Linked DNA regions of Homo sapiens: region 2 is linked to region 1. A link is an interaction called in ENCODE POLR2A ChIA-PET data of the cell type or tissue named here. Cell type or tissue: PC-9. All regions are shown on one strand. Each heading gives the region's core, and the rest is flanking DNA. Links, peaks and the distances in the headings are about the cores only.

Region 1 (7,997 bases), core at 1,912-6,911:
ATTGACATCTCATGCTTTCCTGAAAATAGATTAAATATCCTTTATTTTATTGACCTTTTTTTTTTTTTTTTTTTTTTTTGAGAAAAAGTCTCACTCTGTACCCCAGGCTGGAGTGCAGTGGCGTGATCTTGGCTCACCACAACCTCCGACTCCCGAGTTGAAGCGATTCTCCTGCCTCAGCCTCAGCACACCACTGCACCCAGCTAATTTTTTGTATTTTTAGTAGAGATGGGATTTCACCATGTTGGCCAGACTGGTCTTGAACTCCTGACCTCAGGTAATCTGCCCACCTTAGCCTCCCAAAGTGCTAGGATTACAGGTGTGAGCCACCACACCCAGCCTCAAATATCCTTTAACCTTTTCAGAGACACGAAATGAAAGGCATTACCATCCTCTTTACTTCTCTCCAAAGTGAGAGCTGTTGATGACACAGCATCACCTCCTACATCTAGGCTTTTATTTGGGGTTGTTTTTTTTTTGTTTTTGTTTTTTTTTTAATAAAAGAGATGGAGTCTCACTATGTTGCCCAAGCTGATCATGAACTCCCAGCTTCATGGGCTCCTCCCACCTCAGCCTCCCAATATGCTGGGATTTCAGGTGTGAGCCATCACACCCAGCATTATTTTATTTTTTATTGTATTTTTTATTTTACTGTTTTTTGTTGTTGTTGTTTTTTGAGACAGAGTCTCGCTCCTTCAGTCTTCGCCCAGGCTGGAGCGCAATGGCGTGATCTCGGCTCACTACAACCTCTGCCTCCCGGGTTCAAGCAATTCTCCTGCCTCAGTCCTCCCAAGTAGCTGGGACTACAGGTGCCCACTACCACCCCCAGCTAATTTTTTGTATTTTTAGTAGAGACGGGGTTTCACCATGTTGGCCAGGATGGTCTCGAATTCCTGACCTCAGGTGATCCACCTACTTCAGCCTCCCAAAGTGCTGGGATTACAGGCACGAACCACCATGCCCAGCCTATTTTGTTTTTTAGAGATGAGGTCTCCCTATGTTGCACAGGCTGGAGACAGCTTCTGGGCTCAAGCAATCCTCCCACCTCAGCCTCCCAAGTAGCTGGGACTGTAGGCTATTATCTTGTTTGCTCCGGCCACAGGCCTTGTTGCAGAGTTGAACATGCCATCCCTGCAGATAGTCTGTCTTGGTTTGAGTTGAATTTGGAAGCTGGAGGAGGGGTGTGCTGACCAGATCCAGTCATGAAGAACGCCACTCAGTAGCACATAGGTTTCAAATCCTGACAGCAAGCTCTCCAGGAGGATGAGGGGCATAGAAAGTTTGAGAACCACTGCTCTATAGTATGTTATCCATCCTCAGCTATCACATGTATCCTGTTTGTGCTTGTCTTCATTTCTCTTTTATGCTACAGACTCTTTAGGCTCTCTGAAGCCCATGCCTGATACTCAATAGATGTTTTAAATATTCTTGCACAAATTAATGTTCCCTTTTGTAAATTCCTTAGACCTGTTATCTCTGAACTTAACCAAGTTGGAAGGGACTGAAGCAATGACAGGAGCTTTCACCTTAACTGCGATCAGCCATTTAGTGCAGAAGCCATCATCAAAGGAAAAGTAGAGCCTAGGGAGTCAGGGTAGAGCGCCAGCCCTACGCCGAAGCTCACGTTTGAAGAAGGGAACTGGGGCAGAGCTGTCATGACTGCTGGTTTCCTCTTACTAGCACTTCTCTGTACCATTTTTCTTTTTCTCTTTTTTCATGTCACAATGAGCTATAATTTGAGCTGCTTTTATTGTTCCCTAAAGACTTTGGATTACTCTGTATCACAAACACTGAAATCCAATTCGTATTTTTTTGGCCTTTGGGGAAGTGGAACCATGGGTGTGTTTGTCATTTTTAGCAGTCATTGGAGTAGGGCCAAAGCTCCAGGAGATACTAAAAGTGTCTAGAATTGTCTGATTGGCTGTTGGAATTAACTGTTAAACAAAGCAGCCAGTAACTGAACACCGGAGACCTTCTTGAACTCCAGCTGGGTGGGAGACCTTCCAGTGTGTCTGGCAGCTCTGAACTAGGACAGAAAGGTAGAGATTCAAACAGTGGACTGGTGACAAAGCAGCTGATAAAAGCACTCTCATCTCCATCCTTTGTCTGGGAGTCTCGCCTTGCCTTGGAATCACTTCCTCTCTTTTTCCCTGCACTGGTTTGTGCCAGCGCTGTCCTGCCTGGTCACATTTACCAGCTAGCGGATGAGAAACTCAGAAGTGCGGGGCTCATGTTCCATAATGAATTGAATCCGGGACTACAGGCTGCCTGATACACAAATGAATTTTGTTTTGTGGATTGAAAACAGGAATAAGGAAAGATAAGTTTTGGACATTGACTTAGTCTACTCAATCTTTCGTAGGTAAGGTGATTCTTAGAGAGAGTTCAGAGAAAGTGCCTGGGTTTATCATTTATCTTTTTCTAAGGTATTTGATTTTATACACATTTCATACACATTAAACAAAACCAGTTTTTAAAGCACCACTTTCCTTGGCACACTCCATTTCAAAGTATATCCCTTCACAGTCATGGAGCATCTTGCCAATACCATCTTTTAAAACAATTTTTTTTTTTTTGGCTGGGCGCAATGGCTCACGCCTGTAATCCCAGCACTTTGGGAGGCCGAGGCGGGCGGATCACGAGGTCAGGAAATCGAGAACAGCCTGGCTAACATGGCAAAACCCCGTCTCTACTAAAAATACAAAAAATTAGCCGGACGTGGTGGCAGATGCCTGTAGTCCCAGCTACTTGGGAGGCTGAGGCAGGAGAATGGCGTGAACCCGGGAGGCGGAGCTTGCAGTGAGCCAAGATCACACCACTGCGCTCCAGCCTGGGCGACAGAGCGAGACTCCGTCTCAAAAAAAAAAAAAAAAAATACAAAAATTAGCTAGGTGTGGTGGCACGTGCCTGTAGTCCCAGCTACTCGGGAGGCTGAGGCAGGAGAATCACTTGAACCCAGGAGGCGGAGGTTGCAGGGAGCCGAGATCGCGCCACTGTACTCCACCCTGGCGACAAAGCAAGACTCCGTCTCAAAATAAAAAATAAAAAAGAAATAGCAGAAGTAGAGATGAAGGATATCATATTGTCACTCTAAAGGTGACCAGTGTCATCTCAGTATCACTGTACTGGTTACTAACCTAGAAGCTTACATGTAAAGTAACAGGAAATGCACATATTTACAAGAAAGCAACGCCTGATCCCATGTCTCCATCCTGCTTCCTCCTCAGTGGGTATCTATCTGGATCTCACAGTGGGCTCAAGAGACAGCAGCAGGCTCAGGGGAAGTTGACCGAGGGTGAGGTGGACAGGCTGGGAGCAAAGCTGTGGAGTGATCTGCTGGATGTCCAGTTACCTTAGAAGCTGGCTCCCACCTAGATCAGACACCAGTTGCCATGACTACAGTTTATGAGGTTTCAAACACTAAAAGAAGCTATTTAGAGCCTCATATGAGGCAGTTGCTTAATAAGAGCAGCACAGGCCGGGCGCGGTGTGGCTCACTCCTGTGATCCCAGCACTTTGGGAGGCTGAGGCTGGTGGATCACCTCAGGTCAGGAGTTCAAGACCAGCCTGACCAACATGGAGAAACCCTGTCTCTACTAAAAATACAAAATTAGCCGGGCGTGGTAGCACATGCCTGTAGTCTCAGCTACTCAGGAGGCCGAGGCAGGAGAATCACTTGAACCCAGGAGGCAGAGGTTGCAGCGAGCCAAGATCGCGCCATCGCACTCCAGCCTGGGCAGCAAGAGCGAAACTCCATCTCAAAACAAAAAACAAAAAAAAAGCAGCACATCTGTATTTAGTGCCTACTACATAATCTACTAAGTAATCTTCAATAAAGATGCTCTAACCAAGTGGTACTTTTGCAGTTCCCGTAATCCTCCTGGGTGACAGAGATTTTACTACAAATCAGCCTCAAGCCTTGAAAGGAATCAACAAAGCCCTTTCTAGAATACTTTTTTCTGTGATCTTTTCTTTTTTGAGACAGAGTCTCGCTCTGTCACCCAGGCTGGAGTGCAATGGTGTGATTTTGGCTCACTGCAACCTCCGCCTCATGGGTTCAAGCGATTCTCCTGCCTCAGCCTCCCAAGTAGCTGGGATTACAGGTGCGTGCCAACACACCTGGCTAATTTTTGTATTTTTAGTAGAGATGGGGTTTCACCATGTTGGTCAGGCTGGTCTCGAACTCCTGACCTTGTGATCTGCCCGCCTCAGCCTCCCAAAGTGCTGGGATTACAGGTATGAGCCACCGCACCCGGCATTTTTTTTTTTTTTTTTTTTTTTTTTTTTTAGACAGAGTCTTACTCTTGTCACCCAGGCAAGAGTGCAGGCAAGCTGCACCATCTCAGCTCACTGCAACCTCCACCTCCTGGAATTCAAGCAGTTCTCCTGCCTCAGCCTCCCGAGTAGCTGGGATTACATGCGCCCACCACTGCGCCCGGCTAATTTTTTGTATTTTTGGTAGAGACGGGGTTTCACCATGGTCTCGATCTCCTGACCTCGTGATCCACCCTCCTCGGCCTCCCAAAGTGCTGGGATTACAGGCGTGAGCCACCACGCCTGGCCCTACGTGCCTATTTTTATACCAGTACCACGCTGTTTTGGTGACTATGGCCTTATAGTATAGTTTGAAATCAGGTAATATGATGCCTCCAGATTTGTACTTTTTGCTTAGTCTTGCTTTGGCTATGTGGGCTCTATTTTGGTTCCGTATGAATTTTAGATTTTTTTTTCTAATTCCGTGAAGAATGATGGTGGTGGTATTTTGATGGGGATTGTGTGGAATTTGTAGATTGCTTTTGGCAGTATGGTCATTTTCACAATATTGATTCTACCCATCCATGAGCATGGGATGTGTTTCCATTTGTTTGTGTCATCTATGATTCCTTTCAGCAGTTTTGTAGTTTTCCTTGTAGAGGTCTTTCGACTCCTGTGTTAGGTATATTCCTAAGTTTTGTTTTTGTTTTTTGTTGTTGTTGTTGTTCGTTTTTGCAGCTATTGTAAAGGGGGTTGAGTTCTTGATTTGATTCTCCACTTGGTCGCTGTTGGTGTATAGAAAAGCTACTGATTTGTGTATGTTAATCTTGTATCCAGAAACTTTGTGAATTCTTTTATCAGTTCTAGGAGCTTTCTGGAGGAGTCCTTAGGGTTTTCAAGGTAAACGATCACATCATTAGCAAACAGTGACAGCTTGACTTCCTCTTTATGGATGTGGATGCCCTTTATTTCGTTATCTTGTATGATTGCTCTAGCTAGGACTTCCATACTGTGTTGAAGAGAAGTGGTGAGAGTAGGAATTCTTGTCTTGTTCCAATTCTCAGGGGGAACAGTTTCAACTTTTCCCCATTGAGTATTATGTTGGCTGTGGGTTTGTCATAGATTTTTTTTTGCTGGTTTTGTTTTGTTGTGAGACAGTCTCGCTCTGTCACCCAGGCTGGAGTGCAGTGGGGCGATCTCAGCTCACTGCAACCTCCGCCTCCCAGGTTCAAGCGGTTCTCCTGCCTCAGCCTCCCGAGTAGCTGGATTACAGGCATGCGCCACCACGCCCGGCTAATTTTGTATTTTCAGTAGAGACGGGGTTTCACCATGGTTAGGCTGGTCTTGAACTCCCAATCTCAGGTGATCCACACTCCTCGGCCTCCCAAAGTGCTGAGCCACTGCACCCAGCCTCAGTTTGAAGAATTTTTTAATTTCCATCTTGATTTTGTTTTTGACCCACTGCTCATTCAGGAGCAGGTTATTTAATTTGCATGTATTTGCATTTTTTGTTTGTGGGGTTTTTTTGGTGTTTTGTTTGTTTTGAAACGGAGTTTTGTTCTTGTGCCCAGGCTGGAGTGCAAATGGCACAATCTCGGCTCACTGCAACCTCCGCCTCCCAGGTTCAAGCAATTCTCCTGCCTCAGTCTCCCAAGTAGCTGGGATTACAGGCACCTGGCACTACACCCAGCTAATTTATTTGTATGGTTTTGAAGGTTCCTTTTGGAGTTGATTTCCAGTTTTATTCCACTGTGGTCTGAGAGAGTGCTTGATATAATTTCAATTTTTTTTTTTTTTTTTTTTTTTTTTTTTTTTTTTTTTTGAGATGGAATCTCGCTCTGTCGCCCAGGCTGGAGTGCAGTGGAGCAATCTTGGCTCACTGCAAGCTCCACCTCCCGGGTTCACGCCATTCTCCTGCCTCAGCCTCCCCAGGAGCTGGGACTACAGGCACACACCACCACGCCCGGCTAATTTTTGTATTTTTAGTAGAGACAGGGTTTTACTGTGTTAGCCAGGATGGTCTCAATCTCCCGACCTTGTGATCCACCTGCCTCGGCCTCCCAAAGTGCTGGGATTACAGGCGTGAGCCACCGCTCACGCCTAATTTCAATTTTCTTAAATTTATTGAGGCTCATTTTATGGCCTGTCATATGATCTCTCTTGGAGAAAGTTCCATGTACTGTTGAATAGAATGTATATTCTGCAGTTGTTGGATGAAATGTTCTATATATATCTGTTAAGTCCATTTGTTCCAAGGTATAGTTTAAATCCATTCTTTGTTGACTTTTCGTTTTGATGACCTGTCTAGTGCTGTCAGTGGAGTACTGAAGTCCCCCACTATTATTGTGCTGCTGTCTATCTCATTTCTTAGGTCTGTTAGTAATTGTTTTATAAATTTGGAAGCTCCAGTGTTAGGTTCATATATGTTTAGGATTGTGATATTATCCTGTGACAAGGCCTTATTACCATTATATAATGTCCCTCTTTGTCTCTTTTAACTGCTGTTGCTTTAAAGTTTTTGTCTGATACAAGAATAGCTACCCCTGCTTGTTTATGGTGTCATTTGCATGACATGCCTTTTTCCACCCCTTTAAGTTTACGTGAGTCTTTATGTGTTAGGTGAGTCTCCTGAGGGCAGCAGATGGTTGATGAGTTCTTATCCATTCTGCAGTTCTGTATCTTTTAAGTGGAGCATTTAGGCCATTCACATTCAATGTTAGTATTGAAATGAGGTACCAGCTGGGCACGGTGGCTCATGCCTGTAATCCCAGCACTTTGGGAGGCCAAGGTGGGCGGATCATGAGGTCAGGAGATCAAGACCATCCTGGCTAACACAGTGAGACCTCATCTCTACTAAAAATACAAAAAATTAGCCGGGCGTGGTAGCGGGCACCTATAGTCCCAGCTACTTGGGAGGCTGAGGCAGGAGAATGGCATGAACCTGGGAGGCGGAGCTTGCAGTGAGCCATTATCATGTCACTGCACTCCAGCCTGGGCAACAGAGTGAGACTCTGTCTCAAAAAAAAAAAGAAAGAAATGTGAGGTACCATTGCATTCATTGTGCTCTTTGTTGCCTGTGTACTTTAGGGGTTTTTTGGTTTTGCTTTTTAACTTGTATTTTTGTTTTATAGGTCCTGTGTGATTTATGCTTTAAAGAGGTTCTGTTTTGATGTGTTTCCAGGATTTGTTTCAAGATTTAGAGCTCCTTTTAGCAGTTTTTGTAGCAGTGGCTTGGTAATGGTGAATTCTCTCAGCATTTGTTTGTCTGAAAACAACTATCTTTTCTTCATATGTGATACTTAGTTTTGCTGGATACAAAATTCTTGGCTGATAATTGTTTTGTTTGAGGAGGCTGAACATAGGACCCCAATCCCTTCTAGCTTGTAGTGTTTCTCCTGAGAAATCTGCTGTTAATCTGATAGGTTTTCCTTTATAGGTTACCTGGTGCTTCTGTCTCACAGACTCTTAAAATTCTTTCTTTCATTTTAACTTTGTCCGGAATTGGTGGGTTCTTGGTCTTGCTGACTTCAAGAATGAAGCCACGGACCCTCATGGTGAGTATTACAGCTCTTAAAGATGGTGTGTCCAGAGTTTGTTCCTTCAGATGTTCAGATGCATCCAGAGTTTCTTCCTTCTGGTGGGTTTGTGGTCTCGCTGACTTCAGGAGTGAACCTGCAGACCTTCGCAGTGAGTGTTGCAGCTCTTAAAGGCAGCACAGACCCAAGGAGTGAGCAGCAGTAACA
Region 2 (7,997 bases), core at 1,784-6,783, 120 kb before region 1:
GGAGGACTGCTTGAGCCCAGGAGTTTGAGGCTGCAGTGAGCTATGATCACACCACTGCTCTCTAGCCTGGGTAACAGAGCAAACCCTCTCTCTCTCAAAAAAAACAAAAAAAAATTAAATTAAATTAAATTTTTAGGCCGGGAGCATTGGCTCATGCCTATAATCCCCACACTTTGGGAGGCTGAGACAGGTGGATCAATTGAGGCCAGGAGTTGGAGATCAGTCTAGCCAACATGACAAAACCCCGGCTCTACTAAAAAATACAAAAATTAGCCAGGTGTAGGGGGACATTCCTGTAATCGCAGCTACTTGGGAGGCTGAGGCACAAGAATCGCCTGAACCCAGGAGGCAGAGGTTGTAGTGAGTGGAGATCGCACCACCGCACTCTACCCTGGGCAACAGAGCAAGATTCTGCCTCAAAAAAAAAAAAAAATTAAAATTTAAAATTTAAAAAGTGGCCAGGCACAGTGGCTCACACCTGTAATCCCACCACTTTGGGAGGCCGACGCGGGCAGATCATGAGGTTAGGAGATCGAGACCACCCTGGCTAACACGGTGAAACCCTATCTCTACTAAAAATACAAAAAAATTAGCCTGGCGTGGTGGCAGATGCCTGTAACCCCAGCTACTCGGGAGGCTGAGGCAGGAGAATCGCTTGGACCCAGGAGGCGGAGGTTGCAGTGAGCCCGAGATTGTGCCACTGCAGTCCAGCCTGGGCGACAGAGTGAGACTCCGTCTCAAAAAATAAAATAAAAATACAAAATATTAGCCAGGCATGGTGGTGTGCACCTGTAATTCCAGCTACTTGGGAGACTGAGGCAGGAGAATCACTTGAACCCATGAGACGGAAGCTGCAGTGAGCCAAGATCACACCACTGCACTCCAACCTGGGCAACAGAGCGAGACTCCATCTCAAAAAAAAAAATTAAAAAGTAATATACATTAATATATACAGAGAATCTCTCTGAAAGAGGACACACACACAAAACTAGCAACCATCACTGTCTCTGGGAAGGAAAACTAAGATATTGAAGACAGGGGTGGCAAGAAGTCTTTTTTATTATTATTATTATACTTTAAGTTCTAGGGTATATGCACAACGTGCAGGTTTGTTACATATGTATACATGTGCCATGTTGGTGTGCTACACCCATTAACTCGTCATTTACATTAGGTATATCTCCTAATGCTATCCCTCCCCCATCCCCCAACCCGGCAAGAAGTCTTATGTTTGCCTGTAGCTGCTTTTCACTTCGGTACCAAGTATAATGCATTACTTACTTACCCAAATAATATTTAAAATATATATGATCTTTATATTTTATTACTGAACTGTAATCTATGAGTTTGTAAGTTCCATAAGGAATGTATCTAATTTATCTTTAGAATCTTGCTAATGTCTGGTGCACTATCATGCATAGCCTTTTCAATGTTTCGTTAAAAAAATTTTTTTTATTTTGAGACAGAGTCTCGCTCTGTAGTCCAGATGGAGTGCAGCGGTGACATCACAGCTCACTGCAGCCTTGATCTCTTGGGCTCCCTTGATCCTCCTGCCTCAGCCTCCCAAGTAGCTGGGACTACAGGCATGTGTCACCATGCCCAGCTAATTTTTGTATTTTTTTTGTAGAGATGAGGTCTTGCCATGTTGCCCAGGTTGGTCTCAAACTCCTGGGCTCAAGCAATCTGCCCACCTCAACCTCCCAAATGTTAAATGTTTTTTAGTAAGTGAAAGAATGAATGAGTAAATGATTCTAAAGCACTCAAAAAACAATGTTCTTTGAATCCTAGAAAATTGTGAGTCTTGAATTGTTAGAGAAGGAAGAAGTTAGGTAGAAGCAAAAACAAATAAATAATTGATATCTGGATACAAAAAGCAGACTCAGTCATATCAAAGGATGATGCACACCACTGATGGTTCATTTAAGTTGATGCTACAGATTTAACAAGAGTTTTTAAAATTTCAATTCTAATTATTTTATGTTTTAAAATGCCAATATTTAATATTTCTTTTGGAATAGCAGAACGCAAAGAAAATGCATGGTACAGGCCAGGCGCTGTGGCTCACGCCTGTAATCCCAGCACTTTGGGAGGCCGAGGGGGGCGGATCACGAGGTCAGGAGTTTGAGACCAGCCTGACCAACAAGGTGAAACCCCGTCTCTATTAAAAATACAAAAATTAGCTGGGCGTGGTGGCAGGCACCTGTAATCCCAGCTCTCAGGAGGCTGAGGCAGGAGAATCGCTTGAACCCCAGAGGCCGAGGTTGCAGTGAGCCGAGATTACTCCACTGTACTCCAGCCTGGGCGACAGAGCGAGACTCTGTCTCAAAAAAAAAAAAAAAAATTAGGGTTTTTTTTTTTTTTTTTTTTTTTGAGATGGAGTCTCGCACTGTCACCCAGGCTGGAGCGCAGTGGCGTGATCTCGGCTCACTGCAAGCTCCGCCTCTCAGGTTCACGCCATTCTCCTGTCTCAGCCTCCGGAGTAGCTGGGACTACAGGCACCCGCCACCACGCCCAGCTAATTTTTTGTATTTTTAGTAGAGACAGGGTTTCACTGTGTTAGCCAGGATGGTCTCAATCTTCTGACCTTGTGATCCGCCTGCCTCGGCCTCCCAAAGTGCTGGGATTACAGGCTTGAGCCACCATGCCCAGCCTAGGCTCTACCTTTTAATCCTGTGACCCTCATATCCCTAAAGAATCAGAAAGAAGATCTAAAAACCAAGCAGACCCTTCAGTGAGTTGAATATAACTGCTAAGGGTTCTGCAGGGATTGATGCATATCCTTGGGTAAGCTTGGGAATTCTTGCCCTATTAACCTCTCACTCTTGCCCTACTATTCTCCACAATCCAGTCTGGCAAGCAAGCTGACTACAACTCCCACCATTTAGAAGAGGGCCAACTTGCAGATCAGACCACCAAGCTTCAGGCGAAAAGCTGTCACAAAGCTGGAGGGCTTTAGTCCTAGGAGAACTGCACACTGACCCCTCTGGTGGTCATGCAAACCACTATGGTTAAAATAAGGCAGAAAATTAAAAGTAGCAAAACCACACTGAGTGAGTAAAGAAAAAGAACTAGGGAGGAGGGAGGATGACTTAGGAAGTATGGCCAGCATGATGGGTTCAGCCTGTGGGACAGCTGGCAGACACACATCCATCCACCCCTTCCGTGGCCTCCGAGAACAGCCTGATTCATGACATTGGAACTTCAGCTTCATCATGGTAGCCCCAGTCAGCTGAATGACTCAGCAATCCCTCAAAGACTGAATTATCTCTAGGGTTCTCTGTTGATTGAAAGAGAGGCAAGAATTGCCTTTGAGAAAGATCAGGATAATGACTGGGAAAATGTGATGAAGCTTGCATGAATGACAGCAGTGATGAAGCAGTGTCTGTTCTCTGGTTTCCAGCAGGAGCAAAAGATTTACTTCCAACAACCAGGCTCTGTTCACTGGGGTCTCGTCCAAACACTGCCCTCAGCATGGTGGTCTAGGGGATGCCAGGGCAAGGGACCACAAAGCTACAGGGAATTTCTGAGAGCCCTGCCCTTGGAGAATGCACGAATGGTTCATCCCTCCTCAAGTCACATCCATCATCCAGGATGAGTTGAGCTTGAAATAATGGACTTCCAGGCTCTGTGACAACGACTTAATGGTGCACAAATGTGTTCAAAACATTCTGGAAGAGTCCTCAGAATAACCCCACTGAGAGATGCTGAACACCCTGCATCACGCCACTTACACCGCTGCCCTCCATTTCCTGGGAGTCCAGGTCGCAGGGGACCCAGGAGGTGCTGGCAGCTGCCTGAACTGTCCGGGTGTTACTCTTGTTTCTAACCAGAAAATAAGGTCACTGGCGTGTTGATGCCCAAGCAAACAGGTGTTAGAGGTGCTCCTACCCATCAAATTCAACAATGGTTTCCACTGACGCATAGAAAAACAATGGTGTTTGCCTACTTATTTTGCAACAGGCTGCCATACTGTCTTATTCTAATTAATTTTGAGTTTGTCTACTTTGAAAACCTAAGACAACGGCTGTATCCACTCAAAACATTCATTTTGCAACCTCCTATCTGAGAGTTATGCCCTGCCTCTTTTTCTTTCTTTTTTTTTTTTTTTTTGAGACGGAGTCTCGCTCTGTCGCCCAGGCTGGAGTGCAGTGGCGTGATCTCGGCTCACGGCAACCTCTGCCTCCCGGGTTCACGCCATTCTCCTGCCTCAGCCTCCCAAGTAGCTGGGACTACAGGCGCCCGCCACCACGCCTGGCTAATTTTTTGTATTTTTAGTAGAGACGGGGTTTCACCGCGTTAGCCAGGATGGTATCAATCTCCTGACCTCGTGATCCGCCCGCCTTGGCCTCCCAAAGTGCTGGGATTACAGGCATGAGCCACCGCGCCCAGCCTGCCTCTTTTTCCTAGCCTGTTGCATTGGCTTGAATCTAGAATAAAGAACAGTACTAAAGAGAGAGAAGGCATGCTTGTCTTGCAACAGACATTAAAAGGAATGTGTCTTAGAGCAACAGTGCTTCCTAGATGTTATTTGGCCCTGGAATGCTTTTTTGATGCAATACCCAGGAGCATTCTGTGTTCCTCAAACATACTTTGGAAAATGCTACTAGAGCATTTGACTATTAAGGATAAAGTATCTGAGTGCGGTTGCTCATGCCTATAATCCTACCACTTTGGGAGGCCGAGGGGGATCACTTAAGCTCAGGCATTCAAGACCAGCCTAGTAAACATGGCGAAACCCCATCTCTACAAAAAAAAAAAAAAAAAAAAAAAAAAAAAAAAAAAAAAAAGCGGGCTCACACCTGTAGTCCCAGCTACTTAGGAGGCTGAGGTGGGAGAATCACTTGAGCACAGGAGGTGGAGGTTGCAGTGAGCTAAATCACGCCACTGCACTCCAGCCTGGGTGACAGAGCAAGACCCCGTCTCAAGTTAAAAAAAAAAAAAAAAAAAGGTGGGGGGGCAGGCGCAGTGGCTCATGCCTGTAATCTCAGCACTTTGGGAGGCTGAGGGGGGCAAATCACAAGGTCAGAAGATCGAGACCATCTTGGCTAACATGTTGAAACCCCGCCTCTACTAAAAATACAAAAAATTAGCTGGCCATAGTGGCACACGTCTGTAATCCCAGCTACTCGGGAGACTGAGGCAGGAGAATCATTTGAACCCAGAGACAGAGGTTGCAGTGAGCAAAGATCGCGCCACTGCACTCCAGCCTGGGCAATACAGTGAGACTCGATATCAAAAAAAAAAAAAAAAGATAAAGTAGCTACCGATGGGAGATATTCTTTATCATGTTGAAATATTTGCCTATCCCTCAGTCTCTACGTTTTTAAGATTAATGAGGCTGGGGCCAGTGGGCTCACGCCTGTAATCTCAGCACTTGGGAGGCCAAGAGGGCGTATCACCTGAGGTCAGGAGTTCAAGATTAGTCTGGCCAACATGGCGAAATCCCGTCTTTACTAAAAATACAAAAATTAGCCAGGTGTGGTGGTGGGCACCTGTAATTACAGCTACTCAGGAGGCTGAGGCAGAAGAATTGCTTGAACCCGGGAGGCAGAGATTGCAGTGAACCAAGATCACTGCCATTGCACTCCAGCCTGGGCAACAAAAGCGAAACTCAATCTCAAAAAAAGGAGTAATGAGGCTAGGCATGGTGGCGCACACTTGTAGTCCCAACTACTCGGCAGGCTGAGGCAGGGGAATCCCTTAAGCCCAGGAGTTCAAGGCCAGCCTGGGCAACATGGGAGTCCTGTCTCTAAAAAAATTAAATGGATAGGCCGGGCGTGGTGGCTCACGCCTGTAATCCCAGCACTTTGGGAGGCCGAGGCGGGCGGATCACGAGGTCAGGAGATCGAGACCATCCTGGCTAACACGGTGAAACCCCATCTCTACTAAAAATACAAAAAAAATTAGCTGGGCATGGTGGCGGGTGCCTGTAGTCTCAGCTACTCAGGAGGCTGAGGCAGAAGAATGGCGTGAACCCGGGAGGCGGAGCTTGCAGTGAGCCGAGATTGCGCCACTGCACTCCAGCCTGGGCAACAGAGAGACTCCGTCTCAAGAAAAAAAAAAAATTAAATGGATAGTGAACTTTATCAAATGCTTTTCTGGCATCAACTGAAAGCACAGTAGTTGTTTTATTTGTATATTTTTCTCTTTTTTCTTTTAGTAGATCTCCTAATATTTATGTTTCTGAGGCTGGCCCACAACCCAGCATAATGAGTCCTGTGCTGGGTACTTGTACTGGGGGAACACAGAGACACAGAAAAATGCATAGAGTTCTTGCCTACAGAGGAAACAGAGGGGAGAGGAACACGGGGAAAACAACACACACACATGAACATGCACACTCCTGCATACCATCTGAATGGCAGGCTAGTACTTGTGAATTTTGTTTTGCGTTTTTTTTTTTTTGAGATGAGGTCTTGCTCTGTTGCCCAAGCTGGAGTGCAGTGGTACGATCATAGCTCACTGCAGCCACAAACTCCTGGGCTCAAGTGATCCTCCCGCCTTGGCCTCCCAAGTGCTGGGACTACAGGTACACACCACCATACCCAGCTAATTTTTAAAATTTTCTGCAGAGATGGGGTCTCGATAAGTCGCCCAGGCCAGTAGTACTTGTGAATTAATGTGTCACACACAGGGCACAGTGAGGACCCCAGGGAACCACATATGAATCATGCTAATCCCAGAGGGCTTCCAGGAGATGGCACAGAGCATTTGGGGACAGGCTGGAAATGAGGGCCTATGGATTTCAGTCCTGCCTTGTGTGGGACGGAAGGGCACACTTTCCTGGCCCACAATTATCTCAGCAGTAAAACAGTAGAGATAATTATAGATGCAAAAGACCTTTGGAAACACCCAGCTCTGCCTCCTTCATTTGCAAACAGAAGCTAAGGTTGGGGGCAGGGTCATTTGCCCAAGGCCACCGAGCCATCCTTGTGTCCTTCTTGGCTCCAAGGGGAAGGGGAAGAGAAACAAAAGAAAGCTTTGATTGGCCCGGCAATCACGCCTGTAATCCCAGCACTTTGGGAGGCCGAGGCGGGCGGATCACGAGGTCAGGAGATCAAGACCATCCTGGCTAACATGGTGAAACCCCATCTCTACTAAAAATACAAAAAATTAGCCGGGCGTGGTGGCGGGCGCCTGTAGTCCCAGTTACTTAGGAGGCTGAGGCAGGAGAATGGCGTGAACCCAGGAGGCGGAGCTTGCAATGAGGCGAGATCGCACCACTGCACTCCAGCCTGGGTGACAGAGCGAGACTCCATCTCAAAAAAAAAGAGTTTTGAGATGCTGGGCAGAAAGGAAGGTGAGAACAGCCTTCCCTGTAATAAATGTAATTGCTTCTACCTGAAAAACTGGCTGAGTCAGGAGGTGGCCAGGGTGCTAAGCTTAGGGTGTAGAGGCCAGAAATAGGAGAGGCTTGGACAGGAAAAGGGGATGATCCTGGTGCTGTCCCCCACCCCACCCTCACATGCCTAGGGCACCAGAGACATCCCCACCTTCTATTCTACATCAATACACCTGAGCAGACATGTGAGGATGGCTTTCACATTCATTCATTCATTCAACAAATATGGAGATTATATGGGTTGAAGAATGTCCTCCCAAAACTCATATCCTTGTCAGAAACTCAGAATGTGACTTTACTTGGAAATAGGGTCACTGCAGATGTCATTAGTTAAGGTGAGGTTGCACTGGAGTAGAGTGAGCCCTAAATCCAATGACTGGTGTCCTTATAAGAGAAAAGTCACAGAGGCAGATAGACACAGAGGGAGACAACCATGTGACAACTTAGGCAGAGGTTGGAATTATGTGTCTTCAAGTCAAGGAATGCCAAGAATGGCCTGCAACCACCAGCAGCTAGGAGGGAGGCCGGGAACAGATACTCGTTGCGGTCTCTAGAAGCAACCAAACTGCCGAAACCCAAAATTTGGATGTGTGGCTTCCAGTACTGTTAGAGAATACATTTTCATTGTTTTAAGCCATCCAGTTGTGGTGGGTTG

The links. ChIA-PET counts read pairs that join two places held together with the same protein. Peaks named below come from ENCODE experiments on the same cell type or tissue, not always from the same donor. Only the 100,000 strongest peaks of a DNase experiment are listed, where the experiment ranks them.
Region 2: POLR2A ChIA-PET joins it to region 1 with 14 read pairs; 18 of 35 experiments call an interaction of 5 or more read pairs at or near these places.

The regions. Positions count from the first base shown.
Region 1 is chr12:123,240,673-123,248,669 of GRCh38, forward strand. All of the region lies in intron 1 of MTRFR (mitochondrial translation release factor in rescue), which reads left to right. It also overlaps a transcript of MPHOSPH9 not described here. Among named protein-coding and RNA genes, the nearest start is that of MTRFR, 11 kb to the left of the region's middle. In PC-9, for the core only: no CTCF peak of the experiment used is centred there; no DNase peak of the experiment used is centred there.
Region 2 is chr12:123,123,518-123,131,514 of GRCh38, forward strand. The region is part of intron 1 of PITPNM2 (phosphatidylinositol transfer protein membrane associated 2); the gene reads right to left. Among named protein-coding and RNA genes, the nearest start is that of PITPNM2, 24 kb to the right of the region's middle. RefSeq lists an enhancer at 4,131-4,742. In PC-9, for the core only: a CTCF peak has its summit at 2,983 (motif pointing left); DNase peaks (open chromatin) are centred at 3,194 and 4,504; H3K4me3 peaks cover 475 bases; H3K27ac peaks cover 3,630 bases.